Regions from separate parts of the Homo sapiens genome. Here region 1 is linked to region 2. The links are chromatin loops, found by intact Hi-C in ENCODE. Cell type or tissue: PC-9. All regions are shown on one strand. Links, peaks and the distances in the headings refer to the core of each region. The heading gives the core; the rest is flanking DNA. Region 1 overlaps LRRC66 (leucine rich repeat containing 66). Region 2 has its middle 78 kb from the start of LRRC66.

What was found. Peaks named below come from ENCODE experiments on the same cell type or tissue, not always from the same donor. Only the 100,000 strongest peaks of a DNase experiment are listed, where the experiment ranks them.
Region 1: it touches region 2 in a loop (5-fold over the local background); 7 of 110 quality-filtered maps call a loop at or near these places.

The regions. Positions count from the first base shown.
Region 1 is chr4:51,993,174-52,009,173 of GRCh38, forward strand. It overlaps LRRC66 (leucine rich repeat containing 66), which reads right to left. Exons shown (of 5, transcript NM_001024611.3): 3 at 10,050-10,219; 4 at 4,575-4,764; 5 at 479-2,992. The coding sequence ends at 1,206. Among named protein-coding and RNA genes, the nearest start is that of LRRC66, 19 kb to the right of the region's middle. In PC-9, for the core only: no CTCF peak of the experiment used is centred there; a DNase peak (open chromatin) is centred at 8,718.
Region 2 is chr4:51,934,188-51,950,187 of GRCh38, forward strand. No RefSeq gene overlaps it. Among named protein-coding and RNA genes, the nearest start is that of LRRC66, 78 kb to the right of the region's middle. In PC-9, for the core only: no CTCF peak of the experiment used is centred there; a DNase peak (open chromatin) is centred at 8,134.

The DNA of each region.
Region 1 (16,000 bases), core at 5,069-13,068, 61 kb after region 2:
AGCAGGAGGACTGCTTGAGCCCCAGAGTTCAAGACTAGTCTGGGCAATATAGGGAAACTTTGAGTCTATTATAATTTTATATTAAAAAAACAATGAATTTTAGGTGCTCAGATGACCTATATGAATTTGGGCAACTAGGGTTGGGAATGTGAGTCTGGAGCTTAGATGGGAGGTAGGGCTTACCATGCAGATCTGGCGTATCTGTGTAGAGCCAGTTGCTGAGGCAGTGGGGTTCAAGGAGAAAGGAATAATAAAGAAAGACTAGGAACAAACCAAAACCCTTGAGGAGTGCTGTCTTTAAGAGGGCAAGCAGAGGGGGGATGTCAGGAAGGAAGATGAGAAAATATTGCAAAGCAGAGCATGAACAGGACACAGCTCATGATGGCTAGAGTGTAGCGAGTCACACCAAGGAAGGGCTAGGCAAGGATGTGCAGAGAGTCTTTTTCTTTACAGAAATCATCAATTCTTTTCTTGAAAATTGATTTTTAATTTACACTTTATTCTAAAAAGTGGCCCCTCTTCTCTTTTAACATAACTTATTTAAAAACATTTATATTTACTCAGAACTTTTCCAATTTTGCAGTTTCACGATCAGCCTCCAAAAAGTTGTGCTAGTGTGTGTTCAGAATTCATTAAAATCTATCCAGCATTTCCACTTAAGTGCTTCAATATGTATGAAAAAATGTCATTTGAATTCTCTTTGATGATCAAGTTGAACATCCTTGTCTTTGTCATCCTAAAGCTGTTCTTTTCAGAGAGCCAAATCCCATCAGATTGCTCCAGGTCTGTATTTGAGAAGGAAAGTTAGAACCACTTCGTCTAACTGCAACAGATTCTCTTCTGAATATTTACCCCAACCTATTGATGAAGTGCTCCTGTGTTCTCAGTGAACTGGTTTTGTTTGGAGCTCTTGTAATAATGGTGCATGGTTCTTGGAATGATCTCAAAATATTCCCCTCTTTCTCTTTCACACTGAAGAGCAGGTTCATCCCCATAGGATGTTAACAAGTGTGTTTAGCTTATAACCCTTCTAGAATCATCGCCCTCAAGTGGGCCCACAAAACCCTCATTTGCATCAGTGTCCACTTGGTTGGAATTCATGTTGTCTCCTTCAGGATCTTGTTGTGAAGGCTTTAGTTTTCCCCTGCCATGATCTTTAAAAGAATATTGTTTAGAGCTGTGAATATTTCCTTAATGAAAGATTCTTATTTTAAAATGTCTGAGTCTCTTTCATGGAAGGCAGCCTTATCAGGATCTGAGGGAACTTCAGCAGAACATGGTGGTGTTTGCTGTAAAACGTCCACATTTGAAAATTCTAAGTCTCTAAGTGAGCAATGCCATTCTGCTGCCTTGGATTGAAGAGCTGTGTCATAATCATAAGTGAACATGCCCGGAAACTCATCCCCTAAGGGACTATTCCCTGGTGACCTGGGCCAGGGTGACAGGCCCTCAGATCTATCAGTGTCAGAGGCATTTTCCAGATGAGTCTTGTACATGCCAGAGTCTGGAGCAGAAATGAGAGGTTTTTCAAAGGGATCTTCTTGATTCTTGCATTTCCCTGGAATTGTTTGGAAGGTAACATTTTCCTCAAGACTGTCTACAGCCGTCACATTGTCCTTGCTTGCCCCTGAGCTCTCGTCCTGCAGGGACTCCTCATCAGGCACTGCCTCTTCAGTCTTGCTCCTTGCACTCTCTGAACTTATGGAGCTCAGAGTGAACAGAGACCCCTCATCAGAGTCACAGTCACTCTCCAACTCACAGCAAGTGTCAGAAGGAGTGGATTTCTGCACTGGTTCCTTGTTAGCAGGAGTGACATCCAGGCCACTGTCCCATCTTGGAGGAAAGACTGATGGGCCTGTGTCTCTTGGGTCACCGTATGGAACCTCGCTGTAGTGGGCTGAAAGCGCTTCCTCAGCCCTTGCCCCGGACAGCCTTGGCTGCTGTATGCTCAGCAAATCAATGGATGAACTCACTTGCCTTTCCTTAGAAAATTCCATCTGCGAGTCCCAAAGTGACTGTTCAGTGCCCCCTCTTTCCTTACTATCTCCAGTCCTCTGTGCTTCTGCATGTGTTAGCATTTTACAGAGGGAAGCTGTTATTTCTCCGGAGAGGGAAGGGTCTAATTCATTGGAATCATAACGGCTTGAGCCAGAGACAGCGTGAGACGTGCCAGCTACAGAAGAGACGCCCACTGAATGTGCACTGAGAGGCTCTTCCTGGGCCACAGTTTCATAAGTCCATTCTCCGAGAATATCATTCCTATGGATGTGGTCCTGCGCTGCTGACATTAGTTCACGGTTACCGGCATGTGGATGTCTCTGGAGAATGGAATAGACTGCACCATCATTTCCACTTCCTGCCCCGGTGTTGTCCCCGCACTGTCCTGGGCTCTGCGAACTGCCAGGATCCTTTCTGCTCCTTCCCAGAGTTCTATCAGGAATTACGGTGGCGTGTGGGTGTGGCTGTGTCACCCAGAAAGGGGTCTGGTTCTCGTAGAGGCTTAGATGAGGAAATACTTGGCGCAGATGGGTCTCTGGGTGTGGTGTGTGCCCCGCAGCTTCCATGTCATCGTAGAAGCCCTCGTTTGAATACGCGTTGTCCAGGCCAGGGCTTTTGCTCTGGCACTTTTTTTGCCACAGTCTGTCAACATAAGGCCTTGTGAAAGCCCCCAGGCTGAAGGCGACAAGGAATGTGATGAACACTGACAGGCACACCGCCAGAGCCAGGTCCTGGGGAGCGTCCTCTTTTTTGCCGGCAGCCTGCACATCGCGGGTGCTTCTAACACTCCTTGGCAGCCGTCTCTGCTTCTTCCTGAGACCAGAGCCGGCCTTTGCCTTCTTCCCCAGAGTAGAAATGCCCGTGTGCCTTCCTCCCTGGGGCCTCTCTGCTTTGCTCCTTATGAGGCTTTTCATGCGATGCAGATGAATGGGAGGAAGGCGGGTTTCCCTGGAAATCCTGCTCTGGGGAGTGCCCCCGTTGGCCTCCTCACTCCCTGCAAGTGGGATTAAAAAAATACACATTGAGCGAACATTGAAATAAGATTTCAGGGGTTTTTCTCTTTTTTACAGAATTGAAAAAAATTCAATTTTTTTGAATTTTGAATTCCAGGCACACCCAGCCTGGAGCGCAGTGGCACAATCATAACTCACTGAAGCCTCAGACTCCTGGGCTCAAGTGATCCTCCCACCTCAGCCTCTAGAGTAGCTGGGACTACAGGTGTGTGTCACCACGCCTGGGCTGCTTTTTTTTTATTTTCCTACTTACAGAGACAAGGGCTGTCACTATGTTGCCAAGGCTGGTCTCAAACTCTTGGCATCAAGCGATTCTCCTCCCTCAGCCTCCTGAACAGCTGGGACTATAGGTGTGAGCTGCTGCCCCAGCTCCAGATTCTAGTGGTTTCAGAAGCTTCTGTGAGTCCTCCTCAGTCCTTATCTAGCTATATGTTAAAGGGTACATTACATGATGATAAGCAGTTTAAAAATTTTATTCATTCATTCGTTTTTGTTTAATGCCAACAGCATGTTTATGGCTGTACGCATTTACACATGGCTATCAGGCTGAGGTCTGTTGCTCAGAGGTCCTGGAGGTTGTATGTGCCTTAGGCTTCCTGCCTCACTGCTGCCTGTGGGAGGAAGAAGCCAGACTAGAGGGACAGCCACATGTACATGGCTTCTCCTTTCTCCATAATCTTACCGACTCTGTGTGCTGTTAAACAGCAAAAATATTCAGTTTTCTTTACTGGTTCCTTACATTTTGCTCTCTACCCTCAGAATGCCAGTTGTGGAGTGAAACAAATGTAGCTGATGACATTAAGACTTCTCTCTGATCTTCATGAATTTCCTCTAAACCTGGTAGGCATGGCCATGTTCCTACTTGAATGGCAGTCCTGAATAGAACAGAATCTATGACTCATTTTTTTCATGGACTTTTTCTTTTTCTAGATATGAGGTTGAGATTTAGCCAAGGTAGTTAAGAGTGAAAACAAGCTTCCCAGAATGTTCAGCCCCAGTAACATATTCCAGCACTTTAGGAGAGGGGCAAGGAACAAATTAAAGGAAAATATGCTTTTGTAATATGTGTGTGTGTTTTGCGTATGTAGAGGATCACACTTTTAGAGTGTTAGCAAACATTTAAAATAATGATGTTTCTAATTTTAAAAGTTCTTTCTTTAATAGATTATTTGTTAGGAATTTGGATAAAACTGTGACGTTAAATTTTATTCAATTTTTAATTCTTGTCTAATGCCAACAGCTTGTCTATGGTTCTTGAGAATAAAGTTTGGTGTGTCAGAACAAAACTCACTTCTAGTGGAATTCCTCCTTTTCACCAAATCCAATTGATGCTGAGTGAGTTGAACTGTGTTTCTTTGACCACATGAAGAAAATAATTGATGAACTGAGGAAAATAGTTATTTGACACCAATGATTTTTCTATGACACAGCCCAAGACTGACTAATGCCAAGGATCAGCACTTTTGCTTTCATGGGGACTGTCATTATTTCAAAAAGACTAAAATGTCTATGTGCATTTTTCATTATAAATGGAGCCTTTTCAGAGAGACATTACTGACTTACCTATAGACCTGTTGCAAATGACATTCCACTTTTTCCTCCAGGATTCAGAAATAAAATTTTGAAAGACTGCCACACTATCATCACACTGCCAGTTATTATCAGCCAAGTCAACCACTAGATGGGGAAATTCTAGAGCTATGATCATCATTGGTAGGATGGTAATCAGAGCATTGTTGCTAAGGTCTATGACCTGTTTGAGAAGAAACAAGTTTAGGATGGTCTGTGGATAAAGACATTTACAGATAAAATAAATGAGTTACAGAAAACTACTGTTTATGTCTCTATGGAGGCAATATGGATTTAACACTGGTTTACAAGTCAGGGAATTAGTGGGGTTTTAAGTCTCTGTTCTACCCCTAAAAAGTTTATGAGTCTTGATAAATTGTTCACTTTCTATAAGCCTCCCTCCCAGGGTTGCTGGAAGCATTAACTGTATGTGAAAGCTTTCAGTATCATGCCTATATTTGATGCCTAATCATTTTCTCTTCCTTCTTTCCTGAGTGTAATTTGTACTGTTAAATAAAACCTAGATACTCATGTTATCAAGGTCTAGAATTGGATACCAGGTCAAGAATTTCTAGAACTACTGCAATCTTGAAAGCAGCAGAAAATACTGGATGATGAAGACACAGAACACAGACTTGTGGTTGACCAGAAATCTTATTTATTTATTTATTTTTCTGGTAGAGATGAAATCTCACTATGTTGCTTAATTGGACTCAAATTCCTGGGCTCAAGTAATCCTCCCCAGGCCTTGACCTCCCAAAATGCTGGAATTACAGGCACGCACCTGACCTCAGAGAGAGATCTTTTGAATCAAATATTATCTCAAGAGTAGTAGTACATTTCTCCACATCCATGGCTATTCAGTACATGCAGTATGACTTATTTTTCTAGTCTGATCAGAAATGAAGGGGAAAGGGGAACAAGAAGTATCCAGTGGCTCTAGAAACAGAGAGCAGGATCTGTAAGTGTCGGACACGACAGGAGCATGACATAGCAGGGGAAAGCACAGTTAGGAGGAGCTTTAGCTGCCATTTGCCGAGCCCTGCTGGGTCCCAGACATGCTACTGGGTGCTTCACATACATGATCTCTGATCTCAACAATTTCCTCATTTTCACCTATTCTACAGAGGAAGAAGCTGGGTTAAGCCACACAGTATATCCCACATAGACCCTAGCACCTAGTACATAGCAGGTGCTGTGTAAACAATAGAAAGGAAGGAAGGAATTAATGAAATGGTAGAGCTGAAACCTGATCTGGCTTCACAGCTGTGTGCCTTCCAATGCAGAACATACCCTCTTGGTGCCTGAGCCCCTGCTACACTAGAGTGAAGGAAGGGCTGGGCTGAGGAGGCCTGGGGCAGAGGCACCAGGGTGGCTCATGAGGTTTGGGGAGAGGCACATGGTTATTAGGAGAAGAGAAAATCATAAAGATGAAAATACAGTCCTTGCTTTCAAAAAAGAGGATGATGAATATAATCTAGAAAGGCTGAATGTTATCAAGGCCAATTGCTTTATAGACACCCGTGAAAAATCAGCATTTACATTTTGGGTTATGTAAATTCCTAAAGAAGGGCTTATTCAAGCAAATAATCAAACACTGCCACAAACAAGACCATTACATACAGAATCACAATTTTTTGTGAACTTGGGTAATAAGCGTGAGTTTTCCATTAATGAATAGCCAAGCAGTGTTGACTCTCAAAGGAAGGTTGCCAAAAATTGGAGGTGGGAGACTGTGGGATTGGAAAGAAAAAATACTTAGCTTTAGTCTGGTCTTGGTGACGATCAGTAGCTTTCTTATGTATCGCTTGACAACAGATTGAAATATTCTAATGTTTTTTAGGTAATTATTTTCTTTTTAGTGCATGTCTACATTTATTTTTTGTCCTAGCGTCTTATTATATTACAAATCATGGAACCAGAAGCAAAACTGGAGGGAGGATAGAAAATTAATAAAATTACTCAGGAGGAACAATTTCTGAGAGAGGAGTAAAACAGAATGGTCCAATTTGGCTAAAGAAATACCCATCTACCAGCATTTGAAAGGGGTATACATTATGGAAAGGTTGGGAGAAGCATATGTAATATTGCTTCATAAATCACTGCATTTAAGAAGAATGGGATAAGATTAGGAAAAGAAATGCTAATTTGAAATGTCAGTGAAACTTATTTCATCCCATCAAAGCATGGTGATAAATGTATGCTTTGAAAAATCTATCTGGCTTCTGAAAAGATTTCCACATGGGAAATCACATAGAATAGTGCAAGTATCAAATTCATTGCCCAGAAGAAAACAACATCCATTGTGATATTCAGCTTTTTTGGTACCAAATATGTTCATCATGTTCCAAAACCAGTTTTTAGAGATATTGCCAAACATGCAGAAGGGATATTAGAGGAGAAGAAATGGTATGATTCTGGGGCAGTTACAGTGCATTGAGAATTACAGCTGTATATAAAACATTCTCAAGGTTGATTTTTAGTCTGCCTGTGACATCTATTACCTGTGAGTTGCAGAAGACTCATAGAGCACAATAAAAATGCACAGAAAATACAACAGATGAAGGGCAAATTACATACACAAGGAGTATACTATATACTACCAATTAACTACCAAGTTAAGTGGACCTTTTCATCTGTCCTCATGACTACTGTAGCAGACAGACTCTAGGATGGTCCCCAGTGATCCTGCCTCCTTGGTGATCAGGCCCTTGAGTACTCTCCTTCCCTTGGGTGCAGGCAGGACCAGTGATTTGTTTCTAACCACAGACTATGGAAAACAATGGAATGCCACTTCCATGATGACATTACAAAGAATTATAATGTTCTTGCTAGCAGACTTTCTTCCTCGATGGCTCTGAAGCAAGCTGACATGTTGTGAACAGCCCTATGGAGAGGCCCACATGGCACAGAACTGAAGGCAGGCTTTGGCCAATAACCAGCAAGAAACTGAGCCCTTACTCCAGCAGCCCACAAGGAACTGAATCCTGCCGACGGCCACGTGAACTTGGAAGTGAATCCTTTTCTAGCTGGGCTTTTATGTTAGACTCCAGCCTTTGCCAACACTTTGATTGCAGCCTCTTGAGAGAGCCTTAAGTGGAGGCCCCAGGTAAGCCATGCCTGGATTTCCGTCTCATAGAAATTGTGAGATAATCTATGTGTGTGGTTTTAAGCTGGTAAGTTTGTAGTAATGTATTATGCAGCAACAGATAACTAATACTCCTATCTATGTCCATCACCCATGTATTCATTCCTTTGTTTATTCGATAAGTATTTTAAAATATGTGTTAGGTACCAGGCATATGCTAAGCACTGGAAAAGAAAACAGATATGATGTATGTCCTCAAAGAGCTTACGATAGGGTAGAAGCGTTTGAGGACACAGGCATTAACAACTAATCATACCTAAAACTAAGTAATTTCAGCTGGGATAAGTGCAATGAGAGGAAACGGAAATGTATAGCATGTTATAAGTGTTTATAAAGGGGAATTAATTTAATCTGGAGGCCCAGGGAAGGAATCCTTGAGGAAATAATATTTTAGCAAAACTGACAGGATTAACAGAAGTCGGCTCCAGGCAAAGGATGAGCAAGTGGGGAGGACTTGAGGTGAAAACAGAGGCAGGAGTGCAGGGAGCCAGGGAAGAGGCTTGAAAGGAGGCTGGAGAGGCAGACAGGGGTCAGGTCCTTGCAGTGAAATCTTAGAAGTGTTTTAACCAAGAAGTGGGAGAATCAGATTTCTATGTTAAAAGAGCAGGCGACAGTGGCCACTTTAAAATTTCTATACACAGACTGCATTTATAAAGTACTTACTGTATTCTAAGCACTTAATTCTCACAAAACTCTGAGAGGAACTAAATTATCTTCATTTTTCAGAAGAGAAAAGTGAGACACAGAGAGATTTGGTAACTTGCCTAAGATAGTGTGGCTGGAAAGTGGCCGAGGCTAGGTTTAAGCCCAGGCAGCTGGCTCAAGGCCACGCTCCCCATCACTGCTTCACTAGTCTCCCTTCTACAGAAGAGGGACTCCAGGAGCCATTCTGGTTGGAAGTGGGGAGTTGGAGGCTTATCTTGCAGCTATGCCTGAATAGCACTTTGCAGAACACTGGGAAAACCTCAGTTTTCTTTGTTGACATTGCTTAATATGATAGCCACACCAATAGATGACTAATACACCTATCCATGTCCATCAGCCACTTATTCATTTAACAAGTATTTAAACATATATATCAGGTACCAGGCATATGCTAAGCACTGGAAAACAAAACAGATATCATGTATGTCCTCAAAGAGCTTACATGTAGCTATAGAGCAATTAAAACAGGGGTGGTCCAAATTGGGATGTGTGGTAAGTGCAAAATATCCACCAGGTTTTGAAGACTTACTATGAAAAGGGGATATAAAATATCTCATTAATAATTTCTATATTGATGATGTGTAAAAGATAATATTGGATAAATAACACTTACCACTAAGAAGAAATTCACTTGCTTATTTTAACTTTTTCACTGTAGCTACTGGAACATCTAAAATTGCATGTGCGGCTCACATTCTATGTTTCTATTGAATGATGCTGGCCTATACAAAGAATGGGAGTTGTCGTGGAGGTTATGGAGATGGGGGACTAAGGACTCTTACAAACCATCTAGTAGTGCTACACTGCAGGCCACTCCAGTGTTGCTAAAAGACCACTGAGAGGAGATTTTACAACATTCTCCCAAAGGGAAGGGTGTGGAGAAAAGTGCTTGGAGGAGAAGGGGCTGAAGCTGCCAGACCTGGAACAGGGCTTCAGGAGTTCCTTACCCTTACAGTAGTATAATTGGCACCTTGGGAGATTAACTGCAACGCGCCAGAGACAGGAACTATTGGGCCAAAATGTGACATAAATCTCCCCAATATGGGTTGGACGTTTAGAACTGCATGTGGCACACATGCTATACAAGTATGGAAATATCATTATCATTTTTATTGTTTTGTGTCCAATTTTGAAATGGAAGCAACAGGGTCACTGGGTTTCAGAGGCCCATCTAGTCCACGGTTGTTGACATCTTAGCATCAGCCAGGGTGGTTTAGCGGGGCCTCCCCAAGCGTTCCATATTGCATAAGACCCCTGGGACCTTTGACCAATCTTGTAGCTTAGGGAGACAGCCTCACTAATAACTAAGATTTAATTCCTTGCCAACTGGTAAGTGAAATCTTGGAGTTGGATATAACTTGATTTAGAAAAATAATGTGTCAATTCTTGCTGTTGAGTATTATGTTGGAGTAAAATTCATGTCCCTTATTGTGGCCTTTGATTTTTGAGGCAAGAAAGAGACTTCAGCTCTTTTAAGGGATCTTAAAATAGACTAACAGTTTTTGATTAATAGCCAGTACTACTGGACATGAAGAAACTCTTCAATAGAAATATGCTTCTAATGTAATTGCCCATGTGTCTTCCTTATTCAAATATTATAAAAATGATTTTAGAACCTGTAATTTTTTGAGGTCCTTGAAGGCTTGTGGGGGAATTTTGAATATCTTGTTGCTCTTTAAACAGAGATTCTCCAGTTGCAGGCAGTTGTGAAAATCAGACCACCCTATTTGCAATATCCCATTGAATGACAGATCCAAACTCTGCAATGACTTCAGTTTCCACAGTCCTGTTAAAATGAAAAAGTAAGTTGAAATCTAAACTGGTAAAATTTACTGCAGCACTGTTTGTAATGGTGAAAAATTGGAGACAACATTAAGAGTTCTCAATTGAGGTATTGTTAAACAACGTATGGTATATTAATACTATGAAATAATATGTGGTCTCAAAGGAGAATGAGACAGATCAACATATAAACTGACTGAACTGGAAGAAAAAAGTTAAGTGCAGAATAGTATAAAGTCCAATGTCCTTGGGAAAAAGAGCCATATGCAAACATATACATAGATTTTGAGTGAGCAGGAAAAGGCCTGGCAGGAGATAAACTAAACTACTAACAGTTAGAGTTAGGACTAGGATGGTTGAGTTGAGGGAAGTGAAGAGGGATAAGAAAAGAAATGTTGTTTTGAACACTTTTGAATTCTTTCTTTCAATGAGCATGTACTACTTTCAAAATAAGAGAATCAGTTAAAAATATAACTTTGATTGAAAGACGTGATAAATATTTATTTGTTTGAACTATATAGTAAAACTAAATAATCTTGCTAAACAATAGAGGAAAAAAATTGTTTTGATGCTTTATCTACATGGATGAGTTCTTCCAGTTTTAAGATTTTTCTTATTCTATTTTTTTTTCTGAGACAGAGTCTCGCTCTGTCACCCAGGCTGGAGTGCAGTGGTACAATCCCCACTCATTGCAACTTCCACCTCCCGGGTTCGAGTGATTCTCCTGCCTCAGCCTCCTGAGTGGCTGGGATTACAGGCGCCTGCCACCATGCCAGGCTAATTTCTTTTTTTGTATTTTTAGTAGAGACGGGGTTTCACCATGTTGGTCAGGTTGGTCTCGAACTCCTGACCTCAAGTGATCCACCGCCTTGGCCTCCCAAAGTGCTGGGATTACAGGCATAAGCCGCCACACCCGGTTGTCTTATTCTATTTTGTAGCCATGTCCTTTCTTATAGCTACTTATTGTTGACATTATGACTATTTCCTAGGCATTCTTGTGTTTTCCAAAGGTAGTAAGTTATAGCTAGATTTTGTTTTCCAGGAAAATAATCAAATTGAATTTTGGTCTCTGCCTTTGTATTTCACTTGATTTCAGAGAGTAACCAGGAGGTCCATTTGGCACTGAAAATAAATAAAGGTTGAGAAGGAGGTGCCAGTCATAGCTGTCTCTCAAATTTCATTTCCCATATGGGTCTCAGAAGGAAGTGCCTGCATTTTTACATTTCCTTCTGCACTGTTCTTGCATGTAGCCTGTGTCTTTAATCAACATAACAAGATCAGGTTGGTTCAATTACAGGAGGCTTTTTTCCTTGCCTACTGTCTGCAAGGTACTTATTGTAAGATTGATTATACAGGGAGATGACTTAATTGAAATGGCTGCACCATCAAGGTTGTCATATGTCCATTTAATTGTATACATGCTAAGCAAGAGATCGTCAGGACGACGAATCAATCAAAACATTATGGGCAAGGCAGTCGGTGCTGAGGACAAGTATGGACAGCATAGAATCTTTACTCTTTAAAGAGTTTAATATGGTCCAATGATAAGACATAAACTCGAAGTAAAGTTACTAGTTATACAGAGTAGTTCATCACATGGACCATCCAACCATAAAATTAAGTTTTATTTGTTTGTTTGCATGTCTATCAGATGATCAAGTCCCTTCAGGGCAGAATTCACATCTTTGAATTTTTGCAGTGTTTGATAGAATATAGTATATACTCAGTAGGCCAGAGGCCACCATGTTTGGCCTGCATAGTGATTTAAAAATCATTGTACTGACATTAAAAATTCAATAAAAATTTGCATTTCTGGCTTCTCTTAAGAAAACTGGAAGTTCTAATTGGCACTAGATGACATTTGGCTGGAGCTGAATGAAGGCTGCCTGCTATCAATGGGGGCGTGAGCTTATAGAAGACTATCATTTCTTTGTACTCATGTCTCTATCAAAAACAAGAAAACAGGCTGGGCGCAGTAGCCGATGCCTGTAATCCCAGCACTTTGGAAGCCGAAGCGGGTGAATCACTTGAGGTCAGGAGTTCAAGACCAGCCTGGGCAACGTGGTGAAACCCTGTCTCTACTAAAAATACAAAAATTAGCCAGTAAGGTGGTGCTTGAGCCCGGGAGGCAGGGGCTGCAGTGAGCCGAGATCCATGCCACTGTACTCCAGCTGGGGCAACAAAGTGAGACTCTGTCTCAAACAAACAAACAACAAAAAAAAAAAAACAGGAAAACAAAGGATAGGCCAAGAAGACTTTTTTTTTTTTTGAATGAGAGAGAACTAAGGCTTATAGTCAGCTTATTCTGGTAAAAAATATTTCCATATTGGTTTGGAAATGACCATTGCCCAAGTCCCTGTGCACAGCCCTGCTGCCCTGAGCACTTACTTCAGTCTATCTTCTCCCTTCCCTCAGTCCAGCAGCACCTGGCTCCAGCACTACAGCCAGGAGGCATCCAACTGTGGAGCCCAGGCTGAAGGCCAGTTGTTAAATATTTTGAATATAACCTCTGGAGAAAATGTTTCTTTGTGCATAGAAGCATATTCCTACATCTTTTAATATGGGTCTGTCAGAAAAAATGCAAAATAAGACACCAATATGAAAGAAGCTACAGCTTTCTTAACATTTTCATGATACCTGCCTGGCCTATATAAGGATGTGAACTCATGATTCCTAAAATATCTCAGTGCTTAATTGAATTGAGTAAGTGCCCTAGGAGCTAAGTGGAGGGAGTGATCATGCCTAGCTTTAAAGCGATTCCTCAGGGATCTAGAACTAGAAATACCATTTGACCCAGCCATCCCATTACTGGGTATATACCCAAAGGACTATAAATCATGCTGCTATAAAGACACATGCACACGTATGTTTATTGCAGCATCATTCACAATAGCAAAGACTTGGAACCAACCCAAATGTCCAACAATGATAGATTGGATTAAGAAAATGTGGCACATATACACCATGGAATACTATGCAGCCATAAAAAATGATGAGTTCATGTCCTTTGCAGGGACATGGATGAAATTGGAAATCATCATTCTCAGTAAACTATTGCAAGAACAAAAAACCAAACACGGCATATTCTCACTCATAGGTGGGAACTGAACAATGAGAACACATGGACACAGGAAGGGGAACATCACACTCTGGGGACTGTTGTGGGTTGGGGGGAGGGGGGAGGGATAGCATTGGGAGATATACCTAATGCTAGATGACGAGTTAGTGGGTGCAGCGCACCAGCATGGCACATGTATACATATGTAACTAACCTGCACATTGTGCACATGTACCCTAAAACTTAAAGTATAATAATAATAATAATAATAATAATAATAAAGAAAAAAAAACAAAAACAAAAAAACAAAAAAAAAGTGACAGAAGAAATTATTTTTAAGCTCCTAATTGTGTACTCTTTATGCTCTAAGCATTTCACAGACATCTCTTTTTAATCTTCAAAAAGCCTGAGGAGTTAACAACATTTTACAAATGAAAAAAAACTAAGTTCAGGGAAGTTAAGAACTTGCCCAACAACACCATGGTAGGTGGAGCTGGAATCAAAACCTAGATCTCTTAATCATTACCCTTTAACCATGCCCATCTTTTATTAACTAAAAACAAATAAAAACAACCCTCCCTCAAAACCACAAAAGGGTGGTCTGGGCCATGGTACATAATGAAATTGCCAGATGTATTGGGAGTTGCTTAGTTAATCTGCTTGTGTCACGGAGTACTAGAGTCAGCGCTGGAGTTGAACTTAAGAGACTGAGGTTTATTCCACCTTTATCTGTGACTTTTTGTTTTGTTTTGAGACAGGATCTTGCTCTGTCACCAGGCTGAAATGCAATGGCACAATCATAGCTCACTGTAACCTCGAACTCCTAGGCTCAAGCGATTCTCTTGCCTCAGCCTTCAGAGTAGCTTGGACTACAGGTGTGTGCCACTATGTCTGGCTATTTTTTTTTCTTTTAATTTTTTGTAGAGATAGAATCTCACCATGTTGCCCAGGCTGTTCTCAAATTTCTGGCCTCAAGCAATCCTCCCACCTTGGCCTCCCAAAGTGTTGGGATTACAGGTGTGAACCACTGCTCCCAGCCCTGTTTGTGACTTTTGATGTGAGCCGAAGAAAATCACTTAAGGCCTCCATGCTTGTTACATTCCTTAAAAATTGTTTCTCATAGCTGGAATTGAGATATGTCTTTGATTACTACGATCTTCAAGCTTTTGGAGTCCAGTGGAAGCCAGGTCCATTAGTTTGGATGATTGTTCATCAAATATTCACTGTCTTGTGGGCAGAATACACTTCCCCATCCCACTGAGTTGAGTTTGGCCATGTAATTTGCTTTGGCCAAAGGAATGGCAGCAGAGGTGTTGTGAGCAAAGATCTGAAGCATGCTTATGTGGCAGGGCTTGCTTTCTTGGTTTCTGCTAGTGTCATTTAAATAACATGGCCTGGTGGCCTGCTGATCTGAATGAGGGCCTTGTGGAACAGACTGGGACCCATGTGTAACTTTCAAGATAATAGGGACGAGCCCTTGAGGAATAACAACTAACTATGTTAGAGTAGGGTTAGAGATCTTGACTGCCAATTTTTTTTTTTTAATTTATAGAATCAAAGTTGTTTAGTGAGATCTGGCAGGAGTTCTACTAGCCTCAGGTGACTGTGTGTGAATTATGCTGGATTAAGTTTTGTAAGTACTGACACTATCTTGTGAATGGGCTGCTGCTAGGATGAAGATGAGGACAGAAGCTGTTTGATAGGCTAGATGGCTTCCCAACTCTGGTCTGCAGAAAATCCAGGTCATGATACCTAGCTGGCCCTGACTGGTGGGATGAGATGCTCTGAGATCAAGTTTTCAGAAAAAGAGCTCCTGATTAAATAATTTGACCTAGGTAAATTCCAGAGATCTGCTGCAAACATTATTCTAATCTCCACACAACAAAGTAAATTCCAGTTGGATTATAAGTATAATATGCCTGAAAAATCTTCTCTGACAATTTTGCCATCCATGGAGTTAAGGCACATATAAATAAAAGATTGGTGTAGTTGCACACGGGGAAAGCTGTTTTTTTTTTTAAGATTAAAAGAAGAAATTATAAAGGAAAATATTAATATATTTGATTGCCAAAAATTTAAATTGAGTGTATGTCAGGAACACTATAAAAAGAATAAAGATATGGATGAGAGCAGATTTCTTATCGGAAACAATGCAAATTCAAAATAATGGAGCAACATTTAAACAAACTGAAAATCTTTAAAACGGTCAGCCTAGAATTCTTTATTGAGTAAAAATATATTTGAAAAACAAAGGCAAATAAAGACCTTTTCAATAAAGATTTGAAAGCATTCATCAGGAGTAGACCCAGAGTAGAAAAAATGTTCAAGGAAGTCCTTTAGAGGAAAAAATGAAACCAGATAGAAGTCTGGAGTAAGGAACAAAGAGCTCCAGAAATTTATGTAGGTTAAATATTTTTTCTTATATTTAAATCTCTTTAAAAGCAACATTGTGAAGCAAAGATAGTAAAAACATATTGTGGAAATTATATATAGGGGTAAAATGTAGGACAATACCTGCACAAAGGACAGAAGAGGGGAAAAAATGGGAGAACACCATTGTAAGGTTCTTATATTACAGGCAAGTAGTTTAATACCAAATAAAAATAGACTGTGATCTTAAGATATATACTGGAAATCCCAAAGCTAGAATTCTAGGATATCCACAGATTATTCGATATTCATAACGCACTTCTAAATAACCCATGGGACCAAGAAAAATCAAAATAG
Region 2 (16,000 bases), core at 3,146-11,145:
AAAACAAACTATATATTCATCAAAATAATAGACAAACACAGTCGTATGAATTGTATAATTCAGAAAGTCTTCTAACAAAAACCAAATCATCTGTACCACTCATTCCCAGCCCAGTCCACTCCTTATCATATTTTTAATATTCAATCACTTTCTCCTGTTACTTGATGGTTTATTCTCCAATTATCTCTGTTTACTACTGAAACATTTTATTAATTTGGTTTACTGTGGTCTTGTTCTTGAACATTTTGGGCTTTATTTAAATGAAGAGTGAGCTGTCAGAAAACCTGCAAATTCACTACTGTTCTTGAGTCTCTCAGGGAGCAGGGGTTGCAAGGCAAGCAACTAACTTGAAATTTAAAAATCAACAGGCACATCCAAGGAGGAGTGGGCCATGAGCACTTCCTTGCCCAGGGCAGAGGCTTCTAGATGCCGTACAAGTTGGCAAGAAGAATTCAACTAAGATTTTTAATTAATTGTTAAAGGCAGAGTGTGAGCTAGCATAATAATATAGAAATCTCAGAAGGTACAGTATTTGAACCCACTTACAAGTTCTTCACTAAACCTGACCAGGCACTCACAAGAAAAGTTAGGGCAGGTTGAGGATGGTTTGTATAATGGCCAAGGAGCACTAAGCTTAGGGAGTTGACCTCTTTCACAGCAAGTCTGCTGTCTGTCTGGGGGAAGATGTTTCCTTATCCCTTAGGCTGCTCCCTGCAAACATAACCCCTAGGAGTGGCCGAGACAGGCATGAGAGCCTCACACTCTTACCACACCCAGCAAGAACTGGTGGGGACCCACACAGCCATCTCTTCTCCCAGCATGTCCAGAACCAGCCTCAGAGGACTCAGCATGGGGAGTTTCTTCCATTAAATAAGGAAGTTATCTTTTTTTTTAATTATTATTATACTTTAAGTTATAGGGTACATGTGCACAATGTGCAGGTTAGTTACATATGTATACATGTGCCATGCTGGTGCGCTGTACCCACTAACTCGTCATCTAGCATTAGGTATATCTTCCAATGTTCTCCCTCCCCCGTCCCCCCACCCCACAGCAGTCCCCAGAGTGTGATGTTCCCCTTCCTGTGTCCATGTGATCTTATTGTTCAATTCCCACCTATGAGTGAGAATATGCGGTGTTTGGTTTTTTGTTCTTGCGATAGTTTGCTGAGAATGATGGTTTCCAGCTTCATCCATGTCCCTACAAAGGACATCAACTCATCATTTTTTATGGCTGCATGGTATTCCATGGTGTATATGTGCCACATTTTCTTAATCCAGTCTATCATTGTGGGACATTTGGGTTGGTTCCAAGTCTTTGCTATTGTGAATAATGCCACAATAAACATACGTGTGCATGTGTCTTTATAGCAGCATGATTTAAAGTCCTTTGGGTATATACCCAGTAATGGGATGGCTGGGTCAGATGGTATTTCTAGTTCTAGATCCCTGAGGAATCGCCACACTGACTTCCACAATGGTTGAACTAGTTTACAGTAACACCAACAGTGTAAAAGTGTTCCTATTGCTCCACATCCTCTCCAGCACCTGTTTTTTCCTGACTTTTTAATGATTGCCATTCTAACTGGTGTGAGATGGTATCTCATTGTGGTTTTGATTTGCATTTCTCTGATGGCCAGTGATGATGGGCATTTTTTCATGTGTTTTTTGGCTGCATAAATGTCTTCTTTTGAGAAGTGTCTGTTCATATCCTTTGCCCACTTTTTGATGGGGTTGTTTGTTTTTTTCTTGTAAATTTGTTTGAGTTCATTGTAGATTCTGGATATTAGCCCTTTGTCAGATGAGTAGGTTGCAAAAATTTTCTCCCATTTTGTAGGTTGCCTGTTCACTCTGATGGTAGTTTCTTTTGCTGTGCAGAAGCTCTTTAGTTTAATTAGATCCCATTTGTCAATTTTGTCTTTTGTTGCCATTGCTTTTGGTGTTTTAGACATGAAGTCCTTGCCCATGCCTATGTCCTGAATGGTAACGCCTAGGTTTTCTTCTAGGGTTTTTATGGTTTTAGGTCTAACATTTAAGTCTTTAATCCATCTTGAATTGATTTTTGTATAAGGTGTAAGGAAGGGATCCAGTTTCAGCTTTCTACATGTGGCTAGCCAGTTTTCCCAGCACCATTTATTAAATAGGGAATCCTTTCCCTATTGCTTGTTTTCCTCAGGTTTGTCAAAGATCAGATGGTTGTAGATGTGTGATATTATTTCTGAGGGCTCTGTTCTGTTCCATTGATCTATATCTCTGTTTTGGTACCAGTACCATGCTGTTTTGGTTACTGTAGCCTTGTAGTATAGTTTGAGGTCAGGTAGTGTGAAGCCTCCAGCTTTGTTCTTTTGGCTCAGGATTGACTTGGTGATGTGGGCTCTTTTTTGGTTCCATATGAACTTTAAAGTAGTTTTTTCCAATTCTGTGAAGAAAGGCATTGGTAGCTTGATGGAGATGGCATTGAATCTGTAAATTACCTTGGGCAGTATGGCCATTTTCACGATATTGATTCTTCCTACCCATGAGCATGGAATGTTCTTCCATTTGTTTGTATCCTTTTTTATTTCCTTGAGCAGTGGTTTGTAGTTCTCCTTGAAGAGGTCCTTCACATCCCTTGTAAGTTGGATTCGTAGGTATTTTATTCTCTTTGAAGCAATTGTGAATGGGAGTTCACTCATGATTTGGCTCTCTGTTTGTCTGTTGTCAGTGTATAAGAATGCTTGTGGTTTTTGTATATTGATTTTGTATCCTGAGACTTTGCTGAAGTTGCTTATCAGCTTAAGGAGATTTTTGGGCTGAGACAATGGGGTTTTCTAGATATACAATCATGTCGTCTGCAAAAAGGGACCATTTGACTTCCTCTTTTCCTGATTGAATATCCTTTATTTCCTTCTCGTGCCTAATTGCCCTGGCCAGAACTTCCAACACTATGTTGAATGGGAGTGGTGAGAGAGGGCATCCCTGTCTTGTGCCAGTTTTCAAAGGGAATGCTTCCAGTTTTTGCCCATTCAGTATGATATTGGCTGTGGGTTTGTCATAAATAGCTCTCATTATTTTGAGATACATCCCATCAATACCTAATTTATTGAGAGTTTTTAGCATGAAGGGTTGTTGAATTTTGTCAAAGGCCTTTTCTGCATCTATTGAGATAATCATTTGGTTTTTGTCTTTGGCTCTGTTTATATGCTGGATTACATGTATTGATTTGCATATATTGAACCAGCCTTGCATCCCAGGGATGAAGCCCACTTGATCATGGTGGATAAGCTTTTTGATGTGCTGCTGGATTCGGTTTGCCAGTATTTTATTGAGGATTTTTGCATCAATGTTCATCAAGGATATTGGTCTAAAATTCTCTTTTTTGGTTGCATCTCTGCCCGGCTTTGGTATCAGAATGATGCTGGCCTCATAAAGTGAGTTAGGGAGGATTCCCTCTTTTTCTATTGATTGGAATAGTTTCAGAAGGAATGGTACCAGTTCCTCCTTGCACCTCTGGTAGAATTCGGCTGTGAATCCATCTGGTCCTGGACTCTTTTTGGTTGGTAAGCTATTGATTATTGCCACAATTTCAGATCCTGTTATTGGTCTATTAAGAGATTCAACTTCTTCCTGGTTTAGACTTGGGAGAGTGTATGTGTCGAGGAATTTATCCATTTCTTCTAGATTTTATAGTTTATTTGTGTAGAGGTGTTTATAGTATTCTCTGATGGTAGTTTGTATTTCTGTGGGATCGGTGGTGATAACCCCTTTATCATTTTTTATTGCGTCTATTTGATTCTTCTCTCTTTTTTTCTTTATTAGTCTTGCTAGTGGTCTATCTATTTTGTTGATCCTTTCAAAAAACCAGCTCCTGGATTCATTAATTTTTTGAAGGGTTTTTGTGTCTCTATTTCCTTCAGTTCTGCTCTGATTTTAGTTATTTCTTGCCTTCTGCTAGCTTTTGAATGTGTTTGCTCTTGCTTCTGTAGTTCTTTTAATTGTGATGTTAGGGTGTCAATTTTGGATCTTTCCTGCTTTCTCTTGTGTGCATTTAGTGCTATAAATTTCCCTCTACACACTGCTTTGAATGTGTCCCAGAGATTCTGGTATGTTGTGTCTTTGTTCTCGTTGGTTTCAAAGAACATCTTTATTTCTGCCTTCATTTCGTTATGTACCCAGTAGTCATTCAGGAGCAGGTTGTTCAGTTTCCATGTAGTTGAGTGGTTTTGAGTGAGATTCTTAATCCTGAGTTCTAGTTTGATTGCACTGTGTTCTGAGAGGTAGTTTGTTATAATTTCTGTTCTTTTACATTTGCTGAGGAGAGCTTTACTTCCAAGTATGTGGTCAATTTTGGAATAGGTGTGGTGCAGTGATGAAAAAAAATGTATATTCTGTTGATTTGGGGTGGAGAGTTCTGTAGATGTCTATTAGGTCTGCTTGGTGCAGAGCTGAGTTCAATTCCTGGATATCCTTGTTGACTTTCTGTCTCGTTGATCTGTCTAATGTTGACAGTGGGGTGTTAAAGTCTCCCATTATTAATGTGTGGGAGTCTAAGTCTCTTTGTAGGTCCCTCAGGACTAGCTTTATGAATCTGGGTGCTCCTGTATTGTTGGGTGCATATATATTTAGGATAGTTAGTTCTTCTTGTTGAATTGATCCCTTTACCATTATGTAATGGCCTTCTTTGTCTCTTTTGATCTTTGTTGGTTTAAAGTCTGTTTTATCCGAGACTAGGATTGCAACCCCTGCCTTTTTTTGTTTTCCATTTGCTTGGTAGATCTTCCTCCATCCTTTTATTTTGAGCCTATGTGTGTCTCTGCACATGACATGGGTTTCCTGAATACAGCACACTGATGGATCTTGACTCTTTATCCAGTTTGCCAGTCTTTGTGTTTTAATTGGAGGATTTAGTCCATTTACATTTAAAGTTAATATTGTTATGTGTGAATTTGATCCTGTCATTATGATGTTAGCTGGTTATTTTGCTCGTTAGTTGATGCGGTTTCTTCCTAGTCTCGATGGTCTTTACATTTTGGCATGATTTTGCAGCGGCTGGTACTGGTTGTTCCTTTCCATGTTTAGTGCTTCCTTCAGGAGCTCTTTTAGGGCAGGCCTGGTGGTGACAAAATCTCTCAGCATTTGCTTCTCTGTAAAGTATTTTATTTCTCCTTCACTTATGAAGCTTAGTTTGGCTGGATATGAAATTCTGGGTTGAAAATTCTTTTCTTTAAGCATGTTGAATATTGGCCCCCACTCTCTTCTGGCCTGTAGGGTTTCTGCCGAGAGATCCCCTGTTAGTCTGATGGGCTTCCCTTTGAGGGTAATCCGACCTTTCTCTCTGGCTGCCCTTAACATTTTTTCCTTCATTTCAACTTTGGTGAATCTGACAATTATGTGTCTGGAAGTTGCTCTTCTCGAGGAGTATCTTTGTGGCATTCTCTGTATTTCCTGAATCTGAACGTTGGCCTGCGTTGCTAGATTGGGGAAGTTCTCCTGGATAATACCCTGCAGAGTGTTTTCCAACTTGGTTTCATTCTCCCCATCACTTTCAGGTACACCAATCAGACGCAGATTTGGTCTTTTCACATAGTCCCATATTTCTTGGAGGCTTTGTTCATTTCTTTTTATTCTTTTTTCTCTAAACTTCTCTTCTCACTTCATTTCATTCATTTCATCTTCCATTGCTGATACCCTTTCTTCCAGTTGATCGCATCGGCTCCTGAGGCTTCTGCATTCTTCACGTAGTTCTCGAGCCTTGGTTTTCTGCTCCATCAGCTCCTTTAAGCACTTCTCTGTATTGGTTATTCTAGTTATACATTCTTCTAAATTTTTTTCAAAGTTCTCAACTTCTTTGCCTTTGGTTTGAATGTCCTCCCGTAGCTCAGAGTAATTTGATCGTCTGAAGCCTTCTTCTCTCAGCTCGTCAAAGTCATTCTCCATCCAGCTTTGTTCCGTTGCTGGTGAGGAACTGCTTTCCTTTGGAGGAGGAGAGGCGCTCTGCTTTTTAGAGTTTCCAGTTTTTCTGTTCTGTTTTTTCCCCATCTTTGTGGTTTTATCTACTTTTGGTCTTTGATGATGGTGATGTACGGATGGGTTTTTGGTGTGGGTGTCCTTTCTGTTTGTTAGTTTTCCTTCTTACAGACAGGACCCTCAGCTGCAGGTCTGTTGGAGTACCCTGCCGTGTGAGGTGTCAGTGTGCCCCTGCTGGGGGGTGCCTCCCAGTTAGGCTGCTCAGGGGTCAGGGGTCAGGGACCCACTTGAGGAGGCAGTCTGCCCGTTCTCAGATCTCCGCTGCGTACTGGAAGAACCACTGCTCTCTTCAAAGCTGTCAGACAGGGACATTTAAGTCTGCAGAGGTTACTGCTGTCTTTTTGTTTGTCTGTGCCCTGCCCCCAGAGGTGGAGCCTACAGAGGCAGGCAGGCCTCCTGGAGCAGTGGTGGGCTCCACCCAGTTCGAGATTCCCAGCTGCTTTGTTTACCTAAGCAAGCCTGGGTAATGGCGGGCACCCCTCCCCCAGCCTCGCTGCCGCCTTGCAGTTTGATCTCAGAGTGCTGTGCTAGCAATCAGTGAAACTCCGTGGGCGTAGGACCCTCTGAGCCAGGTGCGGGATATAATCTCGTGGTGCGCTGTTTTTTAAGCCCGTCGGAAAAGCACAGTATTTGGGTGGGAGTGACCCGATCTTCCAGGTGCCGTCAGTCACCCCTTTCCTTGACTAGGAAAGGGAACTCCCTGACCCCTTGTGCGTCGTGAGTGAGGCAACACCTCGCCCTGCTTCAGCTGGTGCGCGGTGCACGCATCCACTGACCTGCGCCCACTGTCTGGCACTCCCTAGTGAGATGAGGCCGGTACCTCAGATGGAAATGCAGAAATCACCCGTCTTCTGCGTCACTCACGCTGGGAGCTGTAGACCGGAGCCGTTCCTATTCCGGAAGTTATCTTTAAATAGGGACGATCCCTTTTCTGCGGGTGATGCCTGGGCCACAGGTTTGTTGCTGAGAATAGGTTGTGAAATAATGGGAGGGAAAGGTTGGAACCTGCCCCTTCCAGCCTTGAGGGATTGTGGGGGGTGATAAGAGAAGAGGGGAGATGGCCTTTCTCAATACAGAGGTAGACATGTGGGTTAGAGCAGACCAGGAAAATGCTGACAGCACCAGGACTCTGGGAAGCTGACCACCTCAGACACTCACCCACTCACCAACCTGGGCCACCACAGCCAAGAAATCCCAGTGGTTCAGTTCAGTGAAGGTGAGGGGGGCTGCAGGCCAGGTGTCCAGAGCTGCTCTCTACTCTACTGTGGTGTGGCTTCAACCCAGACCATCCCACAGTGACCCAGGATGAAAGTCGACTGGGCCTCATTTCTCTGCCTCCCTGGGTTCACCTGGCCATGTGCTCCTGGACCCACTCATGAGCCTTTGGCCAGCCATGGGAAATCCTTTCCATTTCTTCCCCTCATTTCTCATTTTAGGTACCTTGGGCTAGTAAGGGCTGTAGTTTGGCCTGCTTGGCCTGGAGGAACATGACTTGCCCCAGGTGATGCTATTGACCTTACCTCCTAACGGCTTGTTGTGTGTCCTATGGGAGCTATTGCTGCTGAAGCCAGAGCTCCGCCATGTTCAAGGTCAGATGCAACATGGTTCGACTTCCCTCAGTGCTGCCTGGAGAGGCTGGGAGCACTGCAGAAAAGTTTTGTGCATCACTTTGTATCTGCATTCTCTTGGCCCCTACTTTAGTTACATTTCCTTTCATTCTGGCTTTCTCAGGATTGACCCCCTGCCCCAATAATACACTGACTTTTAAGTTTTACTGCAGACTCTTTTTCCAGGCAACCCAGCCTCAAGTGGCATGTGTTGAGGTTAGTTAAGGGTTGGCCTGGGGACCTTGTCAAACAGGATCTCCACGATGAGGGTCAGGTGGCTTTAGGGATGGGAGTGGAAGAAAGTGAGAGTCAGACCTCTCGAGTCACAGTGTTTGCGGGAGTCTGGGTGGGGGCAGGTCAGTCAGGGGAGGTCATCAGGTCTTGACAAAGCCAGAACAAGTGACAGCTGCTTTCAGCCAGAGACTGACAATAAGACGAGCAGCCACTGGGCAGTCCAGAGACACCTTCTGCAAAGCCACGTCTGAGAAGCCCTATGCTCCAAAGCCTCAAAAATGAAGTGTGCCCTCATATACTCAGATGCCAACCCCAGGAAAAAGAAATGAAGCAGAAACAGAAGCCAGAGAGGTGAGTCATTCCAGAGAGGCTGCTTTGACCAGTCCTAAAAGAGAGAGTTCAGTGAATTTTTAAGATTAAAATTGGAAATAGAGAGGAAACCATTTAGATTGGAAGAGATAGAAATATTTTTCATTGACGAATCTGTTATTTCTGCTATCCAGGGTGGTGGGAGCCCCAGGAAGACGATCAGTTATAGATGAAAGTAAGAAATTGCATTTACTCTGCAAATCTGTGTGCCTTGTGAGTAATGTTGTGACCCTGCTATAATTCATTGGAGTTGTAGAGGAGAGCCTTTGCTGTTGGCCAAGATTACAGATATAAGGAGCACCCAGAATGGAACTAGATGGGCAGACAGGAGATATGAGCATTGCTGTTACCTAACTTTGTAACTGGGAGTGAATGCTTTCTTTCTCTTTAAACATGGCCATTTGACCAGATCTGTGATTCTAAAGTGGGGGTTGCAAACTGCAAATGCCCACAGGAGCCAGGCAGATAAGGCAAAGGGATGAAGTGGACCAGATGGGAAATGGGTGAACTGGAGCCCTTTTCCCCGCATGTGCACAGGGCAGATGCTGCTTGAGTCCTGCAGGAATAAAGTTTGGTGTTCCCAGATAATAGGTTATGTTTACTAAGGGTTTAATATGCTTTAAACAAATCGATGTTCTCATTTTAAGCTCACAATAACCCTATTCAGGAGGTACTATTATTATCTCTATTTTTCAGATGAGGAAAATAACTGGAGTTCCTTCCAGTCCTGAGGTAGAGAGGATAAATAACTTGATGAAGGTCAGAGAAGTAGAAAGTTGCAGAACTGGGATTAAGACCCAGACAGTCCAGCTGCAGAGCATGCTTGATCATGACGGCACAGTTCTCCTGATTTTTCCTGATTAGTGGGACATTGAGATTTTTTAAAAATTAAAATCTTGCAATTAAAAAATGAAAAGTTAAAAAAACAAAAAACAAAAACTCAGCGAGCTGCAGAAGACCAAAGTGAAAACTGAGCGAGCTTCAGAAGGTCTGTGAGTTGCCAGCTTGTATTTGGCATTCCAAGTCAATGACTCATGATGTATCGTTGGAAAGCAATGATTTTGTAGGGTTGTTTTCCCCAAATATTCATACCAGAGTATAAACTTGTAGATTTTCCTTCAGAGTAGTCAAGTCGGACACCTACACACTGTTTCAGATAATGTTTCTTTGGCCCAAAATATTTTCAAAATTCCACGTTTGGAATTGCCTTCAGAAAGGTTCACAAATCAGTTATATTATCTTGTGGTCATATCTCATTTGGTGAGATATGGTAGAGAGTGTGTGTGCATGGGCATACACACCTGTGCTTATACGCACACACACACAGAGTGGCTGCTCATGTTTTGCTGATGGATACTCAGAGGCATGTAGAGAATTTCACATTTCCAAAACAACAAAGAATTAGTGGAGGTGTCAGAGGTGTTTGAACCAGAGTGACTCCATCTTGAATAGGTGTGATAGGAATCAGCAGGAAGAGTTTTGCAAGGTTCAAGCCACAAAGACCTCACGGATCAAATGAGATTAGGTGAAGAAGCTGGCCAAAACCCACCAAAACTAAGATGGCCCTAAAAGGGACCTCTGTCATCCTCACTGCTCATTAAAAGCTAATTAAAATGTATTAGCATGCTAAAAGACACTCCCATCAGTGCCATGACAGTTTACAAATGCCATGGCAACATCCGGAAGTTACCACATATGGTCCAAAATGGAGAGGAACTCTCAGTTCTGGGAGCCCCCATCCCTTTCTCAGAAAACTCATGAATAATCCACCCTTTGTTTAGCAGATCATCAAGAGATAATCTTATATATAATCAGTCAAGCACCCATGCCGATGCTCTGCCTATGGAGTAGCGATTCCTTTATTTCTTCTTTAATAAACTTGGTTTCACTTTACTCTGTAAATTTGCCCAGAATTCTTTCTTGCGTGAGATCTGAGAACCCTCTCTTGGGGTCTAGATCAGGACCACTTTCCAGTAACAGAAGAGCTAGGAATAAAAATGCAATCCCTGCCTCAGTAAAGCAGTTCGTTACCACTACTCTATATTTCCCTTCCTCTCATTCACAACCTCTCTCCTCCCCTGCCCTCATTCACAGAATATATGATTCAGAATAGGGCTGCAGTATAGTTGGGTTGGGGGAAATTATCATAGACAATGGGAAGGTGTGGGGAAACTCATGTAAGGAGAATTACCTGGAGCATGGGGGGGCCAAATAAAATGTTTATTGAGTAAATGAATGATGAGTTAGAGTGAGAACAGCTTGGAGGTTATCTCAGTTCCTGGCTATTATAACAAAACCTTAGACTGGGTGATTTGTAAACAACAGGTATGCATTCCTCACAGGGCTGGAGCTCGAGAAGTCCAATATTAAGGCTGTAGCCAATTTAGTGTCTGGTGATGGCTGCTCTCTGCTTCATAGATCTGGCACCTTCTATGTGTCTTCACATGGCAGATGGGACAAACAGGTTCCCTCAAACCTTTTTTAACAAGGGCACTAATTCCATTCATGAGCCCTCATGACCTAATCCCCAAATCCTCCACCTCTTAATACTATCACACTGGGGATGACGTTTCATGTCAAAGTTCATATGAATTGTTGGGGGGACACAAATATTCAGACCACAGCATTCCACCTCTTCCCCCACTAAATTTATGTCCATTTCACAGGCAAAATAGATTCATGCCATCTCAACAGCCCCCAAAATCTTAACTCTTCCAGGATCAACTCAAAAGTCTAAAGTCCAGAGTCTTAATCAGATGTGGATTGATATGGTTTGGATATGTGTTCCTTCTAAGTCTCATGTTCAATTGTTATCCCTAGTATTAAGAGTTGGGGCCTACTGGGAGGTGTTTGGTTCATGGAGGCAGATCCCTCTTGGTTTGGTGCTGTCCTCGAGATAGTGAGTTCTCATGAGATCTGGTTGTTTAAGTGTGTGGCACCTCCCCCCTCACTCGCTTGCTCCCACTCTGCCATGTGAGATACCTATTCCTGCTTTGCCTTCCACCACAAATAAAAGCTCCTTGAGTCCTTCCCAGAAGCTGGGCAGATGCTTGTGCCATGCTTCTCGTACAGCCTGCAGAAACATGAGCCAATTAAACCTCTTCTTTTATAAATTGCTCAGTCTCAGGTATTTCTTTATAGCAATGCAAAAAATGGCCTAATACAGAAAATTGGTATCAAGAATGTGGAAGTGTTTCTGGAATTGGGTAACAGGCAGAGGTTGGAAGAGTTTGAAAGGCTCAGAAGAGAACAGGAAGATGAGGTAAAGTTTGGAACATCCTAGGGCCTGGTTAAAAGGTTGTGACCAAAATGCTGATAGTGATATGGGCAGTGAAGTCCAGGCTGCTGAGGTCTCAGATGGAAATGAGAAATTTATTGCGAACTGGAGTGAAGGTCATGTGCGTTGTGCATTAGCAAAGAGTTTGTCTGCATTGTGTTTATGACTTAGGGATCTCTGGAAGTTTGAACTTGAGAGTGATAATTTAGACTATCTGGTGGAAGAAATTTCTAAGAGTAAAGCATGCAAGATGTTGCCTGGCTGTTTTCTAACATCCTAGGCTCAGATGCAGGAGCAAATAAATGACTTAAAATTATAACTGATATTTGAAAGGGCAGCAGAGCATAAATATTTGAAAAATTGAAGCCTGGCCATGTAGTAGAAAGAAAAGCCCATTTTAAGGGGAATAATCCAAGCAGGCTGTGAAGCAACCACTTGCTAGAGAGATTTTCGTAACTAAAAAGGGGCAAGGTGCTGATAGCCAAGAAAAGGCCTCAAAGGCATTTCAGAGACCTTTGTGACAGCCCCTCCCATCAAGGCCCAGAGGCCAAGAATGGAAAAATGTTTCCATGGGCCAGGCCCAGGGCCCCTGCTGCCCTACGTGGCCTTAGAACACTGCTCCCTGCATCCCAGCAGCTCCAACCCCAGTCTCAGCTCAAAAAGCTCCAGATATAGCCATAAGCCTTGGTGGCTTCTACATAGGGTTAAGCCTGCAAATGCTCAGAGTGCAAGAATGAAGGAGGCTTGCCAGCCTCTGCTTAGATATCAGAAGATGTATGGAAAAGCCTAGAAGCCCAGGCAGAAGCCTGCCACAGGGACACAGCCCTCACATAGAACCTCTACTAGGGTAGTGCAGAGGAGAAATTCTGGGTTGGAGACTCCACACAAATTCCTCACTGGGGCACTACCTAGTAGTTCTGTGAGATGGGGACCACCATGCTTCAGGCCCAGAATGACAGATCCACTGGCAGTTTGCATCCTGTGACTGGAAAAGCCACAGTCATTCAACTTGAACCCATGAAAGCAGCCACTGGGGCTGACCCCTGTAAAACCACAGGGGAGTGGAGATGCCCAAGGTCTTGGGAGCTCACTCCTTGCACCAGTGTGCCCTGGAGGTGGGACCAGGAGTCAAAAGTGATTACTTTGGAAACTTGAGATTTGATGAATGCCATTCTGGGTTTTGAAATTGCGTGGGGCCTGTAGCCCTTTTCTTTTGGCCAATTTCCTCCTCTTGGAACAGGAATGTATACCTGATGCCTGCACTTCCATTGACTCTTGGAAGTAAACAACTTGTTTTGATTTTACAATGCTATCTCCATTCATTTCCAGATGAGACTTTGGACTTTGGGACTTTTGAGTTAATGCTGGAATGAGTCAAGACTTTGGGGGAACTATTGAGAAGGATGATTGTGTTTTGCAGTGTAAGAAGGATATGAGATTTGAGGGTCTGGGGCAGAATAATATGGTTTGTATCTATGTACCCTCTAAATCTCATGTTGAATTGTAATTCCCAGTGTTGGAGGTGGGACCTGGCGTGAGTTGTTTGGGTTATGGGGGCAGATCCCTCATGGTATGGTGCTGTCCTAGAGATAGTGAGTTCTCATGATATCTGGTTTTTAAGTGTGTGGCACCTCCCTCCTCACTCTCTTGGTCCTGTACTGCCATGTGAGATAACTGCTCCTGCTTTGCTTTCTACCACAAGTATAAGCTCCTTGAGGCTTCCCCAGAAGTTCAACAGATGCTGACGCCTTGCTTCCTGTACAGCCTGCAGAACCATGAGCCAATTAAATCTATTTTCTTTATACATTACCCATTTTCACATATTTCTTTTTTTATTATTATACTTTAAGTTCTAGGGTACATGTGCACAACGTGCAGGTTTGTTACATATGTATATATGTGCCATGTTGGTGTGCTGCACCCATTAACTCATCATTTACATTAGGTATATCTCCTAATGCTATCCCTCCCCCATCCACCACCCCATGACAGGCCCCAGTGTGTGATGTTCCCCTTCCCGTGTCCAAGAGTTCTCATTGTTCAATTCCCACCTATGAGTGAGAACATGCAGTGTTTGGTTTTTTGTCCTTGCAATAGTTTGCTGAGAATGGTGGTTTCCAGCTTCATCCATGTCCTTAGAAAGGACATGAACTCATCATTTTTTATGGCTGCATAGTATTCCATGGTGTATATGTGTCACATTTTCTTATCCAGTCTATCATTGATGGACATTTGTGTTGGTTCCAAGTCTTTGCTATTGTGAATTGTGCTGCAATAAACATACGTGTGCATGTGTCTTTATAGCGGCATGATTTATAATCCTTTGGGTATATACCCAGTAATGGGATGGCTGGGTCAAATGGTATTCCTAGTTCTAGATCCTTGAGGAATTGCCACACTGTCCTCCACAATGGTTGAACTAGTTTACAGTCCCACCAACAGTGTAAAAGTGTTCCTATTTCTCCACATCCTCTCCAGCACCTGGCGTTTCCTGACTTTTTAATGATCGCCATTTTAACTGGTGTCAGATGGTATTTCATTGTGGTTTTGATTTGCATTTCTCTGATGGCCAGTGATGATGAGAATTTTTTCATGCGTCTGTTGGCTTCATAAATGTCTTCTTTTGAGAAGTGTGTGTTCATATCCTTTGCCCACGTTTAGATGGGGTTGATTTTTTTCTTGTAAGTTTGTTTGAGTTCTTTGTAGATTCTGGATATTAGCCCTTTGTCAGATGAGTAGATTGCAAAACTGTTCTCCAATTCTGTAGGTTGCCTGTTCACTCCGATGGTAGTTTCTTTTGCCATACAGAAGCTCTTTAGTTTAACTAGATCCCATTTGTCAATTTGGTTTTGTTGCCATTGCTTTTGGCATTTTAGACATGAAGTCCTTGCCCATGCCTATGTCCTGAATGGTATTGCCTAGGCTTTCTTCTAGGGTTTTTATGGTTTTAGTCTAACATTTAAGTCTTTAATCCATCTTGAATTAATTTTTGTATAAAGTATAGGAAGGGATCGAGTTTCAGCTTTCTACATATGGCTAGCCAGTTTTCCCAGCACCATTTGTTAAATAGGGAATCCTTTCCCCATTTCTTTTTTTTTTTTCAGGTTTATCAAAGATCAGATGGTTGTAGATGTGTGGTATTATTTCTGAGGGCTCTGTTCTGTTCCATTGGTCTATATCTCTGTTTTGGTACCAGTACTATGCTGTTTTGGTTATTGTAGCTTTGTGGTATAGTTTGAAGTCAGGTAGTGTGATGCCTCCAGCTTTGTTCTTTTGGCTTAGGATTGACTTGGCAATGCAGGCTCTTTTTTGGTTCCATATGAACTTTAGAGTAGTTTTTTCCAATTCTGTAAAGAAGGTCATTGGTAACTTGATGGGGATGGCATTGAATCTATAAGTTACCTTGGGCAGTATGGCCATTTTCATGGTAGTGATTCTTCCTATCGATGAGCATGGAATATTCTTCCATTTGTTTGTGTCCTCTTTTACTTCATTGAGCAGTGGTTTATAGTTCCCCTTGAAGAGGTCCTTCACATCCCTTGTAAGTTGGATTCCTAGGTATTTTATTCTCTTTGAAGCAATGTGAATGGGATTTCACTCATGATTTGGCTCTCTGTTATTAGTGTATAAGAATGCTTGTGATTTTTGCACATTGATTTTGTATCCTGAGACTTTGCTGAAGTTGCTTATCAGATTAAGGAGATTTTGGGCTCAGACAATGGGGTTTTCTAAATATACAGTTGTGTCATCGGCAAACAGGGACAACTTGACTTCCTCTTTTCCTAATTGAATACCATTTATTTCTTTCTCCTGCCTAATTGCCCTGGCCAGAACTTCCAACACTATGTTGAATAGGAGTGGTGAGAGAGGGCATCCCTGTCTTGTGCCAGTTTTCAAAGGGAATGCTTCCAGTTTTTGCCCATTCAGTGTGATATTGGCTGTGGGTTTGTCATAGATAGCTCTTATTATTTTGAGATACATCCCATCAAGACCTAATTTATTAAGAGTTTTTAGCATGAAGGGCTGTTGAATTTTGTCAGAGGACTTTTCTGCATCTATTGAGATAATCATGTGGATTTTTTGTCTTTGGCTCTGTTTATATGCTGGATTACATTTATTGATTTGCATATGTTGAACCAGCCTTGCATCCCAGGGATGAAGCCCACTTGATCATGGTGGATAAGCTTTTTGATTTGCTGCTGCATTCAGTTTACCAGTATTTTATTGAGGATTTTTGCATCGATGTTCATCAGGGATATTGGTCTAAAATTCTCTTTTTTGGTTGCGTCTCTGCCCGGCTTTGGTATTCAGAATGATGCTGGCCTCATAAAATGAGTTAGGGAGGATTCCCTCTTTTTCTATTGATTGGAATAGTTTCAGAAGGAATGGTACCAGCTCCTCCTTGTACCTCTGGTAGAATTCAGCTGTGAATCTGTCTGGTCCTGGACTTTTTTTGGTTGGTAAGCTATTAAATATTGCCTCAATTTCAGAACCTGTTATTGGTGTAT